Regions from separate parts of the Homo sapiens genome. Here region 1 is linked to region 2. The links are chromatin loops, found by intact Hi-C in ENCODE. Cell type or tissue: chondrocyte. All regions are shown on one strand.

The links. Peaks named below come from ENCODE experiments on the same cell type or tissue, not always from the same donor. Only the 100,000 strongest peaks of a DNase experiment are listed, where the experiment ranks them.
Region 1: a loop joins it to region 2, with 8 times the contacts of the local background. A loop is called at or near these places in 17 of 110 quality-filtered maps.

The regions. Positions count from the first base shown.
Region 1 is chr7:107,146,905-107,154,904 of GRCh38, forward strand. It overlaps PRKAR2B (protein kinase cAMP-dependent type II regulatory subunit beta), which reads left to right. Exons shown (of 11, transcript NM_002736.3): 7 at 4,018-4,119; 8 at 6,273-6,347. Among named protein-coding and RNA genes, the nearest start is that of HBP1, 18 kb to the right of the region's middle. RefSeq lists an enhancer at 4,973-6,172. In chondrocyte, CTCF peaks have their summits at 758 (motif pointing right), 988, 3,718 (motif pointing left) and 4,003; no DNase peak of the experiment used is centred here.
Region 2 is chr7:106,172,717-106,180,716 of GRCh38, forward strand. No RefSeq gene overlaps it. Among named protein-coding and RNA genes, the nearest start is that of SYPL1, 64 kb to the left of the region's middle. RefSeq lists a silencer at 4,029-4,168. In chondrocyte, CTCF peaks have their summits at 4,138 (motif pointing right), 4,349 and 6,182 (motif pointing right); a DNase peak (open chromatin) is centred at 4,166.

The DNA.
Region 1 (8,000 bases), 970 kb after region 2:
CCACTGATTCTGACCTACTGCATCAGAAATTCGGAGTTTGAGAAACCAGTATAAAAGGATGCTCTTGGTGCTATAAATTGATTGGTAACTACTCTGCATTTAAAAGCAGTTGTGTAGGGAAAAAATGCTTGGTGGCTGTGCTCATGTGCCCCACATCAGAATTACCTGGAGTATTTTTTTAAAATCCTCTTACCTAGCCACGAGGTCAGGAGATCGAGACCACGGTGAAACCCCGTCTCTACTAAAAATACAAAAAATTAGCCGGGCACGGTCGTGGGTGCCTGTAGTCCCAGCTACTCAGGAGGCTGAGGCAGGAGAATGGCATGAACCCGGGAGGCGGAGCTTGCAGTGAAGCTGAGATTGCACCACTGCACTCCAGCCTGGGCGACAGAGCGAGACTCTGTCTCAAAAAAAATCCTCTTACCTAGACCTCACCATGGGCAAATTGATCAGAATCTTCAGCACTGGGACCTGAGCATTAGTACTTTTAAATACATTTCTTAATGTGGTATTCCCGCAAGACTTAAAAGCTGGTTTAAAGATACATTCGGGCAATATTTTCACATATGATAGGATGCAAATTATTAGGCACTACTAAAGCTCCTTCTGGAGGATTGTATTTAAGGTAGTGATTCTCAAACTTTAATATGCTTACAAATCACCTGGGAATCCAGTTAAAATGCAGATTCTGATTCAGTGGTTCTGGGGTGAGGCCCGTGATTTTTGCATTTCTCATCAGCTCCCAGGAGATGGCAGTACTGCCTGATGTCAGGCCAAACCTTAAACAGCATCGATTTAGGGAAATGTTTACAGTATATGTATTTTCTTTTAAAATTGTTGAAAATAGCCCACCCACTAGTTTTGACATGCATTTATTGGGTTATTTCTCTCAAATCCTTTTGTGGAAAGAGAAGAGGTTGAAGTAAATATGAAGTCTGTTAAAAGTCTCATTTCCAAGGACTACTGTATATAGCATTGTGGAAGTCACACATTATTTAGTCACAGTTCAGCATTTGACTCTGAAGTCAATTCAGCTGATAAAAAATATCTCTTGATCAAAGAGACAAGACATTTTACATTTCTTTTAATTGGAACCAGTTATTATATACTTATTTAAAAATGTGATGAGTCACTTTTTTAAGGTTTAGAGGAAAAGCTGAATTGTCTCAGGAAAAGGAAAGAACTGTCAGTGATTTGAATACCCAAAGCCAGCAAAGAAAAAACTTCAAACCAGGACAGTCCTTCACCCACAGAAGTCTTTGTCTGCCTGTAATTAAAGTGGTGGGATAAATCTAGCATCTGCCATGACCTGTTTTATTCAGGAAGGTTTACTTTTCAAATGTAGTCATTCCAATGGGGTTGCCGTTCAGATTCAGATTGTCAGATTGTCACACAGTGAGGAAACTGCCTCCTTGCACATCTTCAGAATAAGATCAACTGTTTTATAGGTTGGCCTCTTTGAATACTGATAGTTTTTAGCCCTTGTAGAAACTTTAATGGGGTATAAAAGACCCAGAATTTCCTAGTGCACGTACTACTTAAGTTCCTAAGATAGGATTAAGCATTTTCAGAGCTTTTTAGTAGTCTATACATGTTATTAAATTTTATAAAAATGGGCAGTTTGTGATAATCCTCCTGACATATAATAGCTTTCTAAAAAAGTTAGAATAATTAACATAATTACTTAGTATTTCAAGCCTACTTTTTAAGGGTGACTTGACTAATTATAATAACTCCTTCTCAGGGAGAGTCGAGTAGAAAATAAATTTTTCTTTTAAGGTCAACAGACTGGAGGTCTGCCTTATAAATACAGGTGTGTAAAGATAAGCAAAAAAAGCCCAAGAGAAAAGTCCATTGCAGAATAGTCTCACTCTGTAAATAATATTTGGTCACTATTAGCCTTAGGGCTAACATGATCTACGTGACTATACTGATGATTTGGAAAGGTGATTTTTGAAATGGCTTCAGGATGAAAGTATTTGAAATTCTGGACTTTATATGTCACAGTGGGTGTGAAGAGGTAGGTTACTAATGGAAAATTCTTTCTGAGAGATATAACTGATTATGATTAGTTTCTAAATCATTAAGCTATTTTGAGTCTTCTCTGTTTTGCAATAACCGCTGTCCATACAATGGTGTTATACCTGATTTCCAAACCTGATTACATATCAGAATCACTTTGGGAGCATTTATGAATTATTGAGCCCTACATGCAGAGATCTTGAGTCATTAAGGTCTGGTGTCTCAGAAATCTTTTTTAATACTATAGCTTATTCTGATGCAGAGCCAGGCTTGGAAATAATTTCAATATTTGTGCTAATTATCTTGTAAAATTTTCTTTTAAAAAAAGTATTAGGAGTAAAACAAGTCCAAATTACAGCCAATACCAAATTGGGAAACAAGATGTTTAATTTCCTAGTGTCTTAGTCCTTTTGGGGTGCTATGACAGACTGTTATAGAATGGGTGGCTTAAGCAGCATACATTTATTTCTCATGGTCTGGACGCTGAGAAGTCCAAGATCAAGGCACCAGAAGATTCGGTGTCTGGTGAGGGCTTGTTTTCCTGTTTAACAGACAGCGTCTTCTACTTGTGTTCTCACATGGTGGAAGGGGCAAGGGAGCTCATTGGGATCTCTTTTATAAGGACATTAATCCCATTCATGAGGGCTCCAGCCTCATGACCTAACCATCTTCCAAAGGCTCCACCACCTAATACTATCCTGGGTGATTAGGATTTCAACAGAGGGATTTTAGAGTGATAGAAACATTCAGTTGCAGTCCATCACACCTAGAGACTTTCATCTATACTGGCATTTTTCTCCATTGCACTAGTTCATTTAAATTCAGCCTTATTATGTTGGCATAAGAAAGAATGAATAAGACCTAGTATTTGGTAGCACAATAGGGTGACCATAGTCAATAATAAAATTGTATATTTTAAAATAAATGTAATTGGATTTTTTGTAACTCAAAGGATAGATGCTTGAGGGGGCAGATACCCCATTCTCTATGATGTGCATATTTCATGTTGCATGCCTGTATCAGAACATCTCATGTACCCCATAAATATACACCTACTATGTACCCACAAAAATTAAAAATAAAAGTAAAAAAAAATTAAAATATTGGCATAGTAATTTATTAAATAATATATCCCAATTTTTACTTTATTAAAATGGTATAATTGTTTATTAATGAATGCCAATCTAACATAATTATTGAGGCTTTTATTAAAGAATTAAAATATTTTATGAGAAATTATTTAAAATAAAATTTTTAGGAAAATAATGTTTTGAGCTGTATCCTTAAAATTTTTACTAGTTCTTCAACCGAGTTCTGTATCTTTGAGGGCATGATAGTATAAACAGGAACATTTTAGACTGTGAACATGGTAAACACTGGAATTAGATCTTACTCAAAAACATAGTTGTAGTTTCTCTGTGCCTTCACATTAAATAAAAATTTTTTTTATGAGTACATATTATGTGTATATATTTACAGGGTACATAAGCTATTTCGATAACAGCATACAATATATAATGATCACATCAGGGTAAATGGAGTAGCCATCACTTTAAGCATTTATAATTTCTTTGGGCATCCCTCCACATTTTTGACAAGAAAATTTTGACATAATGTGGATATGAAAAAGAACGTAGAGTACATAACAGAGTAAAAGAACAGAGTGCTAGTATACATATTTAAAAATGCTGTGACAGCGCCTCCTTGTGGGCAGAACCCAACATATTGGTCAGATTTCTGTTATGTATAAAAAGTCAACAGATGCTTTCTTTAAAAAAAAAAAAAAAAAAAAAAAAGAAAACAGTATTTTATGTGGTTCTGTATTATATTTTGTGCTTGACGAAATAAAAATATGAAATGAGTTGCATTAAAAGTATAATGATGTTAATCTTTTATTTCAGAATCTTCAATCATTGTTTCTTGTAGGGAATAAAATAAAACTATTTGTATAGCTTTACCCCCATAAAATTTACCCTTTAACTGTTCTGCCTGTAGGACAGGGTAACCTTCAGGAGAATAATTGTGAAAAACAATGCCAAAAAGAGAAAAATGTATGAAAGCTTTATTGAGTCACTGCCATTCCTTAAATCTTTGGAGGTAAGTATATGTTTATGCTTTTATTTTATTTTGCTTTAAAAGTTTCTGTTTTGCTAGGAATATTTAGTTCTATAGAAAAATTTCTTTGAATAAAAAAAAATCTATCCATGTTTTTATTTGAAAAGATTAAATGGTAGTGCTAATTTTTATAACTCATTGTTTCTTCTGCTATCTATAATTTCATTTGTTTTGTTATTTGAAAGTAATACATTCCTACCCAGCATCTATAGCAAATTTATATGTGGTCTTTATCTGATAGCAGACTTAATATAATCACATAGATGTAGACAAGAGCCACTAGTTGTAACTTTACAGTGAGGCGTTCTCTAGATATAGAATGTCCTCTCTGGCCTCTTCCTCTCAGTCATCTTTGCTGTTTATTCCTCTTTTCTTCTCCTCTTAAAACTGGCATTCCAGGCCTCTGTCCTTGGCCTCTTCTCTTTTCAGGATACACTTATTCACTTGGTGAACATGTCGAATCCCATGGCCTTAAATACAGATGTCCCTTGACTTACTATGGGGTTACCTTACGAATAAACCCATTGTGAGTTGAAAATATCATAAATAGAAAATGTATTTAATACACCTAAACTATGGAACATTCGAGCTCAGCCTAGCCTACCTGAAACATGCTTAGGACACTCACATCAGCCTACAGCTGGGAACAGTCACCTGGCAGCACAGTGCACTGGAGAGCATGGGTTGTTCACCTCATTGTGGTGAGGCTGGCTGGGCGTTGTGGCTCTCTGCCTGGCGTTGTACTGCATATCGCTAGCCTGGGAGAAGATCGAAACTCAAAATTAGAAGTATAGTTTCTATCGCTTTCAAACAACTGTAAGGTTGAAAAATCATTAATCAAGCCACTGTAAGTCAGGGACCACCTGTACTGTCCATATATTGATGCTTCTTAAAATTGATATCACTGGGCAAGGCCCCTCCCTTGAAGGTCAGACTTACTTATCCAACTGCAAATGTAAGATTTCCTCTCAGATGTCTAATAGACATCTCAAACCTAGTATGTCCCAAATCTACTCCTTTTCTCTTTCCCCGCAGATGGCAACATATCCTTCCAGTGTCTCAGGCCAAAAACCTTCGAGTTAGCACTGACTCATATGAACCACCATCACCTCTTGCCTGGCTAATTGCAGAGTCATCTTTTAAAATCCCTGGTTGTGGCACTGCTCTATTTAAGCTCCTCCTCACATGGCCTCTAAGGCTCTGCACAGACTGTCCCATTCCCCCACCCATTTTCCCCAACCTCATTTCCTACTGCTCCACACTCATCATCTCTCTGTTGACACATCAGCTTCTTGCCACTCCTCAAACACACCTGTCCCACACCCACTTCGGGGTCTTTGTACTTGCCGTCTGTCTGGAATGTCTTCCTACACAGCTGCAGGGCTCCTTCATTTCTCAGCCCAGAGGTCTTCTCAATGAGACCAGCTCTTAGGTTTTTATCTTTGAAGGTAGAGACTTATGAGAGAGAGTAGGTTGTTGTTACCCTAAAAATTCAGCTTCATTTTCCATACTTCATCATTAAATTAAATGCTTTTCTATTTCACTGTCATATTTGAAGTATTTTGAGAGTAATTAAAGACAGGCATATATATGTACCCACAACATCTTATAAAATGGCAAGTGTCAAAACAGCAGTGCTTCTCCTTTTGAATGTCTCTGTTGGATTATCAGCTTACATCTGGTAAAAATTTTGTCCACATCACACAGTGCGTGGTAGACAGCTGATCTTTTCCAGCAGCATATTTCTTTAAATAAGAGTAGGTCAGGGATTGGAAATCTGGTGCCTTCAGAGCTAGGCAGGTAACACAGAGAAGAAAACCAAGCCAGGAAGGGACTTTGGCAGATTGGAGAACATGTATTTCATTAAAGAAACAGCTGCTATCCCACCATAGTTTTATTGTTGCCATGTGGAAATATGGGCTATGTGATGCTGATTTTTCAAGAGAAGCTGGAGATTGAATTTTTATGAAAAATTATTTTAAAATGCTGGCTGGTAATTAATACAACAAACACATATACAACCTACACACTGCTCGATTTATTTGGCCTATAGGCTACCAGTTTTTTACTCCCGAACTAGATAAGCTTACCCAGTTAATTTGTTTCTATTTAATATTGTTTTTCTTTCTTTGTAGTTTTCTGAACGCCTGAAAGTAGTAGATGTGATAGGCACCAAAGTATACAACGATGGAGAACAAATCATTGCTCAGGTATGATATTTTGAAATGTAATTCAGTTTAGGGTTATATTCCAAAAGGTTCCTGTAGTGGTAGATCTTGATAAACTTTTCATATTTCTAAAATTAGTATGCAGTGATGGGTTAAATAAATATTACTTCTACCAAATGACCTGTTAAAAATGGTTTCATTTATAGTCATTACTCTATTGAATATTTTTGTTTATGTAATTAACTCCTAATGAAGGTGTATTAAACCATCAAATGGTTTTCTGCATCATTGTAGTCATTTATAAGAGGAAAAAACAGGTGAATGTTCCATGACATTAATGAGGACCCAGAAAGTACACTGGAAAATTCTATAGAGTTTTGCATGATCAGTTCATGATGAAAATTCCTGAGGCTGCTCCTTGATAAAATTCACCAAGAAAGGAACACACTGCAACATATACTGTTTTGGCTTCCAAGACTACATGTGGGTCAACATGTTATTTAATCCCTAATACTTTTCTAAGATCCCAGCTGGAACCAATAATATTAGATACCTGGGTTGGAGTAGGGCTACCAAAAGTAGAATTTGTGAAGACTGTTGAAGTTCACAGGTAAAGCATGCAGATGATAGTACCTTGTTTCCTAGTTATATTTTTGAAGCACTAAGCAAATGATTAAAATGGATTTTTAATAGATTCTGTAATTTTTGTATCACAGCCTTATACTGTTTTGTGCTCTTTATCTGAAATGCAGTCTTTTCCTTTATATGGGAAACAAGATTCAAGGTCTTTGAGACTGAGAAAAAGAATTGTTTTAGAAGACAAATACATAAGTAAATCTTTCGATCAACACCCCTCTCCCATTGCTGAGTGTGTGTGTGTGTATGTGTGTGTTAGAGCAGTCAGGGATTGGGAAGAAATGGAGTCAAGCAAGGTTAAAGTTCTACTGTATAAACTAGTAAATAACAAAGCAAAGAGCATGTTTTAAATGATTTTTTAAGGTTTTATTTTGAAATAATTATAGATTCACAGGAAGTTGCAAAAATAGTTTTGAGAGGTCCCGTGTACTCTTCACCCAGTTTCTCCTAATGCGTTTTGCATCACTGTTAATAACAATATCAAAACTAGGAAAATGACATTGGCATAATTCACAGACCATATTCAGTTTTCACCAGTTTTACATACACTTAGAGCGTGCTTTAAAAATAGTTAAAAATTACTCAGCAGTTAATAGACCTATTATGATTCAGAACACTCGAAAACTTAATATGAAGCTTTTATGAAAACCTGATACAAGAATAAGGGAAAGGAGATATGCTATACTTAGGGTTTATTAAGGATATTCTTACATATTTGTTGTCTTTTAAGCATTTATAAATATACATATACACCCTATATTCTAAAAATCTAAATTCAACATTTATTTTTGTGATAGAATCAGATGCTAAACTTCTTGAATTTGTATTAAGGAGTTTTGAAATATTTTAAGTTTCTCCAGAATCACTTTGAGAGGCTTAGAGAAGTCAGTGTCTGTATTATTATCTTCCATATTGTATTGTTTAATTCAGACTGCATCATTGGAGATCAAGGCAGAGTTCATTAAGAAACAAAAGCAAGAAAGAACAGGTATATGGGTAGAGCAACACTTTTCTTTTAGAAGTCCTTCCAAAGCCTTGAAATGGAATGTCAGTAGGCTA
Region 2 (8,000 bases):
AGAAACCAAATCTGAACAGACACCTCATGTAATGATGTAATTACTTCAACAACTTCTGAACTCTTCTAATGACATAGCTTAGTCTGTATAGATTTTTATTTTTACTTTTGGTAGACACATATATTGTTGACTTAAATTGATCTTTTAATGAGTGAAAAACCCTCCCAGTTCTTTTTTACATGGACTGTTGACAAACCTCATATCTCTGACTCTGCACTTGTCCCAGTGAATATTTGTACTCAAACACTTGGCTTCACATTGATGCCTTTGACACTCGTTTTGTTGTTTGTGGACATATTCATTTTATCTGCCCGGTCTTTTTGAATTTTTTTTGCCTTTGCCCAGTAGATTGGTTGGATGTGCACTATGCTGGATGAATAATTTGACCATTTGATGACCAGGCCATCCATCTTGTCAGTTGAGACATTGCAAGAGTCTAGTCTAGAGACCCTTGGCACACCAGTAGAGACCCCTTTTGGCTCACACTTGCTGGATAATCAATCTGTACTTCCTTTTTTTAGCCAGCTATGGATGCTCCTAATCGTTCTAATCTTCAACCCACATAGCTCTATATTCCCCACCTGGATGCCATGAAAGCCTTTTCTAAATGCTTTTTTAAAATTCACAGCCTATATCTACATTATTATAATTATCATAAAAAGAAAACAGGCTGGAAGCAGTGGCTCACATCTGTAATACTTGCATTTTGGGAGGCCAAGGAGGGCAGATCGTTTGAGGTCAGGAGTTCAGGACCAGTCTGGCCAACATAGTGAAACCCCATCTCTACTAAAAATACAAGAATTAGCTGGGCATGGTGGTGCATGCCTGTAATCCCAGCTACTTGGGAGGCTGAGGCAGGAGAATCAGTTGAACTCAGGAGGTGGAGGTTGCAGTGAGCTGAGATCACTCCATTGCACTCCAGCCCGGGCGACAGAGGGAAACTCTGTCTCCAAAAGAAAAAAGAAAACAAAAGGTCCTTCTATATCATTAGCTGTCCCTTTGTTGAGCAGAAGTTTCAAGACGCAGTTTCCTTTACTACTTGCGAATGATGCTATTGCTACCACGGAAGAGTTTCTGCTTTTCCACATTTTTGCCAGTACTTGGTATGATCAGATTTTTTAAATGAATTTTTCTGAGGGTGGAATGCTATCTTACTGTTTTTGTAATTAGAAATTCCTACTCACTAGTGAAGAAGAGCATGTTTTATATTCATTGACAATTTGAGTTTTCTTTGATGACTTGCCTGTTTATATTCTTTGCTCATTTTTTTGAATTTTCATTTTAAACTTAATATATCTTGATATTTCTAGATATGTGCACATATAGAGTGCTAGTATTTTGTTTTTAACAACTGCAGAATGTTACATTTTATGGATATAGTATGATTTATTTAACCATATTCTTCTGATATTTAGTTTTTTTCCTAGTTTTTGTTTCCTACTATAAACATTGCCTTACTTGATATCATTTGGCTAGTATATCCACAGATAAGGTTCCATTCCAGGAGGAAATTGTAGATTGTTTTTAAAGTTTGTGCATTTTATATTTTAAGCGATATTATTAAACAGCTTTCCAAAAATGTTGCACCAATTTACACCCTTTCCCCAACAGGTATCTCATCTGTTGTGACGATGTGTCAGGACAGGGCTATCTGTGTTCTTCAACTGACTAGGCCATTTGTACAACATGCCCTTGGCATTGTCTTCACTTGTCTCTCTCTCTTTTTTTTTTTTCCCCAAGAGAGCTCTCTCCATGGTACAATCATCCTCTCTTGCCCAGCTTTCCACAGGATTCTGGGGGAGACTGTATTTTCATTTAGCAAGCATTTGCTCTCCCTCTCCCATACCCCCGCCACCCCTTTATGGGAAGAACATATTATCCCACTGATGTTGGGTTGGCCATGTGACTTCCTTCAGACATCAGAGTGCAAGTGAATGAGGCATGAGCAGAGGCTTTACGTGTGCTTGTATGGCTTAGCTTCCCTCCTGTGCCACTGCCATTTTCCATGAGAAGAGCATGCCCCAGGTGGTTCTGGTTCAGAATGAGAGACACAGGGAGCCTGACCCACAGCCTAAAGCAGTCACACCAGCCAACCCACTGATCCGTGAGTGAGAAATACATGCTTTTATTGTACTTGCCGAGATTTTTGGGTTTGGGTTGTTACATGGCATGATTGCAACAATTGCTGACTAATACAAGCTTCTCACATTTATATTTTCAAAATGCTATATACTTGGAAACATATATATATTTTTACAGAAGTGCATAGCATATTTATGATTGTGTTACACAGGTTTTCCTGCTGTCTTTGTCTTTTCCTTATTAGATCGGTTATCCCCTCTTTTATTTTCCCTTATCCTACCTAAAGAAGTCTCCTTTCCTTTCCAAGTAATCCATGTTAACAGCCTACAATGCAGCCATCTATATTTTCTCCATATTTATTATATACTTATATACAATAATATGAATGCATATATTGCAGGAATGACATTCAAAATATGTAGCAAATACGTACTGGCTGCAGTATGCACAGCACCAACCAAACACAGTGAACGCTTGCTAAAATGTCCAATATGGTTTTATCAGTGTACACTGGCTGAATGCCAGCCCTGCACACACACGTACACATATACACAACAGAAATTTCTATCATTATGTTGTTTTACAAAAATGGAGCAATATTATGAACACTTTTACCCTATATTTTTAATGATTGTTTTCCACACAGTACCTCATTCCTTAAATTTCAACTCCAATATGGCTCTATTCATTCCATTTAATTGCTGTATAAAGCCATATTGAATGGGCTAGATCTATCAGTGTTTATTCAACAGTACCCTATTAATGGCCTTTTTCTTTGTACTGGTGTTTTTGCTACTGGGAACAATGCTGCAATTAGCATTCTTGTGCAAATATTGATGTGTCCTGGTGCTTTTATCTTGAGAGCATCAAGTCCCCAGAATGGAGCAGGTGGATTGATTGAGTGGTAAATTTTGTTAGATGACGTCAGATAGCTTTTCAAAGTTCAGTAACAATTTATATTTTTTGCCATCAAGATTTAAAGAAATCCTTTCCCCTACATCCCACTCAGCTATAAGTAAGTGGCTTTCTGATTTTTGCCAGTAAGTATAGGTATACAATAATGATCTGCATTTCCCAAACTGCTAGTGAGCTGAACACTTTTTCATGTCTTGGCTACTTGGATCTTCTCTCCATGTCTTTGCTCATTTCTCCATTGCGTTTTTTATATCCTTGTCAATATGTAGAACCTTTTTTTGCATATTGTAGGTATGAATCCTATGCCTACATTGAAATACTTTTTTTCTTAATCTACTATATGTCTATTGTTTTGGCGTAGGTTATCACTGCCCTAGCAAATGCTATCATGAGTTTAGGAGTGTGCTGCATCTTTCTCATGTATTTCTTTATATCTCTCTCCCCCTTCCCTCCCTCTGTTCTCCTCCCTTTCCTCTTCTTTCCCATTTCTTTCTCTCTCTGTGCCTGTTTTCCTTCCTTTCTGTGTCTTCCTCAGGATCTCCTTTTTTCTACCTCCTGCTCTGTCTGCTTCCTTTCATCTACTCCTTACCTCCTTGCTTCTCCAGCTCCATGGGAATACTCATTTTCAGTGCAGAGAGCACAGTGTTTTTCTGCTTGTGTCACTTACAAAACCAAGTCAGACCGAAGAGGTATTGCAGAGCAGCCCAGTAAGGGGTTAAAGCAGTATGTTTTCAAAATCGGCTGAATGTAAGTTCCTTTGGGAAGGTTTTTCTTTTTATATGGATCCCCCAGACCCATCCTCAGAGGTTTTGATTCTGTAGGTCTGGATGGGTGTCAGTGGGTATTTATTTCCAAATCTATCCAGGTGATTGCAGTACCTGGCCATCTGTGGGTGAGTGCTGGCTCAGGGAAGTTGGACATGTGCTCCCCAGTGTGGGGGTAGCTTGCTTGGGTGACTGGACAACACAGGTTATTGCAGTCTTAGATAATTGGCTTCCACAACCACCCAGCTCAGCACAAGACAGCAGGGAGGGGTTCCAGCGGAGTAGAGACAATGGTGAAGTCGTGGTCTTCTGGCCGGATTCTGCATCTCAAATGGCAGCTTTGCATGAATGCAGCCGCAGTGTGGCAAATGGGCACAGGGGGGCAGTGTGGCCCCACGTGGCTCCGAAGCCCTCTGATTCTGCATGAGGCCTGACCCGGGCTGGAATGCCGGCTCCAGGAAAGCTGTGAGCTGGTGAAGGGCTCTCCCACTGCCTTCTTCCCCTTCCACTCTTAGTCCCTGTCCCACAGAACCTGGCTTTCAGATGATTAAAGTTCATCCACCATTTACTGAGCATGAATTATCTCATGTCGAACACTGTCCTGGGTTATTTCATTTAATCTTCATAACAATCCAAGAAAGGCATATGATTTCCACCCTACGCAGAGGAAGCTGCAGTTTGGGGAAGTTAATTAGTTTCCCAGTGATGGCAGAGCCAGGATTGAGACCAAAGCCTGTCTGACTCCAACCCCAGTTGAGTGGAATTCTTTGCATTCAGTAACTGCTGCTCAATACAGGTAACAAATAGTTGATTCTGAACATATTAGGTGCTAATTTACCAGTTAATTTATTCATGCACGCTGATTGTTTCCCCTTTCTTCCTTCTTTAAAGAGATCAGTAAGAATAACCGAGTTAGCTAAGAAAGCTCAAAGCCCGAGGTCTGTTTGGATTTTAACAGGAGACTCTGAAGAAACAAAGAATGAAATAGCTGATGGTGAAATAGTGGCCATGGGGTTGGCTTCTCCATTCAACTAGGCCAGGGTATCACACTAAGAGTCTGCAGATCAAATGCAGGATTTTATTTGGCTAACATGATGTTATTTAAAAACCTAAATTCCAGTGGTTTTGTTGTTTATTTAGAGACAGAGTCTCCTTCTGTCGCCCAGGCTATTCCAGTGGTTTTAGGTGGGACATCTGCTTTGCAGTTTATCACAATCCCACCCTTCCCCTTTCTGTACATCTTTCTGCTTTGCTCGTTGATGCTACCTGCCTGGCATCCGCTAACAGCAGTGCCGGGCTGACGGGTCCTGTCACACTCCTGCAAGATGAGAACTGGCTTTGGGCCCTGCTCTGTCTCTTTCCCTTGCTCCACTTCCCTCCCAGGTGCTTCCCTCCCAGGTGCCATCATTGGCCCTCACACCTGTGTTGGGTGCGTCAGTCAGTCTGCTCTGCTGCTTCTAGCACCCAGATCAGTCCCAGGTTCGCCAGGGCTAAATTTAACCTGCAGCTGCTTCATCAGATGCTCGGGTATTTTCAGCCCTAGGAGCCTCGGGTGGCTGAGCTGAAAGTAGCTGAGGACTGCTGGCCAGGGCTTACGTCCAGTGTTGTGGATTGAAATTAGCATCCAGGTTGGTCCAAGGTCTTGGCTACCCCCCACACTGTGCTTCCATTTTTCTTAACTGAAGATGAGGAGAAGAGAGAGAAGGCAAGAACTGGCAGAGAATAAGACAACACAAAATAGATCCTGGGATCCCTCTGAATTTGCTCCATCATTCCTCCCTTCTCCACAGCCAGGAATGCCCCTCTGGTTGGTGGCCTAGCAGAGGGTACAGTCTGCATCACACAGTGAAGTGCTGCCAGCTGGCCTGTTCTCTCCCAAGCCACTGTTTTGGGGAGCCACCAGCCTTGCTCTGAGCTCCAGCGTTCATGTGTCTGTCATTCAGTGTCCTTTCCTGACATGGGCATTCACCAACAGGACTATGTTCCCCAAAGCCTTGGCCCATGACCTCTGAAAGTTCCCTGCTGATGTGTGCTGTGGAGTCGATAGTCCCTCTGGCCAAGCAAGCAGATGCGTGTGCAAAACTGCAGGCTGTCAGTGGCATTTACAAAGAGAAGAGGAATGTGGGTCCAGAGATGGGGCAGGCGGCCTTGAGGGGAGGAGAGGAGAGGAGATGCATGTGGAGGGGGGTTGTAGCCCCTAGGTCCTGGGGCCCTGGGATGGAGGAGGTGCCTGCCTGGGCATGAACCATCCTGCCTATCCTCAGCTGATGTCCTTGGCAACAGGCTGTCAGCCATCATCAAACCTCCTGTGAAGCCAAGTGAAGCAAAGTCCTCCCTTTCTCCCTAAATCCTACATGTCCAAGGCAGGAGATGTTCCCCTGACTACTACTTTAGTAGGTGCCCAGTGGGTGGCACCTCTAGCCCACAGCTCCAACACTAGAAGGGCTGTAGGGATCCTTTGTTTGGATCTGCTCATGTTACAGACAGGCAAGCTGTAGCCCTCAGAGGTTGTAAGTTTCATGGCTGGAACCCTGACCTCCTGATATGAGTCCTCAGCACCCTTCTCTCTTTCACGCCAATATTCACAATACCTAACAATCAGGATTCTGTACCAGGCACTATTTCATTTTATTTGTTTGAGACAGGGCCTCGCTCTGTCACCCAGGCTGGAGTGTGGTGGCATGATCACAGCTCACTTCAGCCTCAACTTCCCTGGGCTCAATCGATCCTCCTGCTTCAGCCTTCTGGGTAGCTGGGACTAGAGGCACATGCCACCATGCCTGGCTAATTTTCCATTTTTTGTAGATACGAGGTCCCACTATGTTGCCAGGGTGGGCTCCAACTCCTGGGTGCAAGCGATCCCTGCCTTGACCTCCCAAAGTGCTGAAATTATAGGTGTGAGCCACTGTGTTGGGCCCACCAGGCACTATTGTAAACACTTCTCAGGTATTAACTCATTTAGACCTTGTGTGAGGTAGGCACTGCTATCATCCCCATTTCACAGATGAGGACGCTGAGACTCAGAGAGGTAAGTGACTTGCCCAAGGTCCTGCAGGAATTGAAGCTGGGTGTTCTGGCTCCAGAGCCCAAGTTCTTCACTACTGTGCATACTGCCTCTCGCAGGACTTCCTGGGACTGCCTATTTCATGTCCATCTCCTGCACCAGATTGTAAACCTCTTGATGAAAAGGATTCTGTTTTAGTCCCCCTTGGGTCCCCCAGATTACGCCAGAGCCCAACACAGTGGAAGCTCAAGCGAATGTTGGTTGAATGAATGGAAGAAGAAAAGCATCAGTTAAACCATTGTTCCTTACCCTGCATTTCTTGGAACCAATGTCTCTGAGAGCTTCCTGAGTATAGGGTGGGACATTTTGGCCTCTGGGCAGAACCCAGCTGGGTAAGAAAGCAGCCCTTCCCTGGGTGGGACCCTCCTGGCTTCTCGCTCCGCCTGTGTGACTATGAAGCGGGAGCGCTGCATATTTTCTTCTTCAGAGCAAACACCTGGGTTGATTGTTTTGGCAACTGTCCTGCAGACTGAGGAGCACGCGGAGCATGTGGAGTGTCCGGCTGACTGCTGTGACTGTGGCAGCAGCGTCACCTCTGTGTGGGGCCAGAGACAGTGAGGGCTCCCTCTTTTGTGCCTCAGCCGCTGTGTTCTTGAGGCTCAGACCCACAAAGGTCTCTGAGTATCCAGTTTTCTGAGGCTAATGCAGGGGAAGGGACCCAATGTGGGTAGGGGTAAGGTTGGGGTGGGGTGAGGGGTGCCGAGTAGATGGGGCTTGCACTGGGACCTGGGAAACATACTGAGAGTCAGAGATTTGCATGCAGCTGTATTGCATGTGGACTGGGGAAGCCCCGTGGGGAGTCAGGGTGGCTCTTCAGAGGTCCTGAATTGAGGCAGTGGGGCTGAGCTTTACACCCTCTTCATCCACCAGTTATGGGGACATAGTGGCTGCCTCAGGGATGGGAGCAGACCTTGGGCAAGCAGCTCCTTAATTAGAAGCAGGCTTCCTAGAAAGGAGGATTTGTGAGCCATCAGCAAGCAACACTTGGGCCAGCATGGTGGCTCATGCCTGTAATCCCAGCACTTTGGGAGGTCAAGGAGGGAGGATTGCTTGAACCCAGGAATTTGAGGCTGCAATGAGCTGTGATCACCCCACTACACTATAGCCTGGGCAGCAGAGTGAGACCCTGTCTCTAATAAATTAATAAGCAATGCTCCCCATTGTTGGGGAATGAG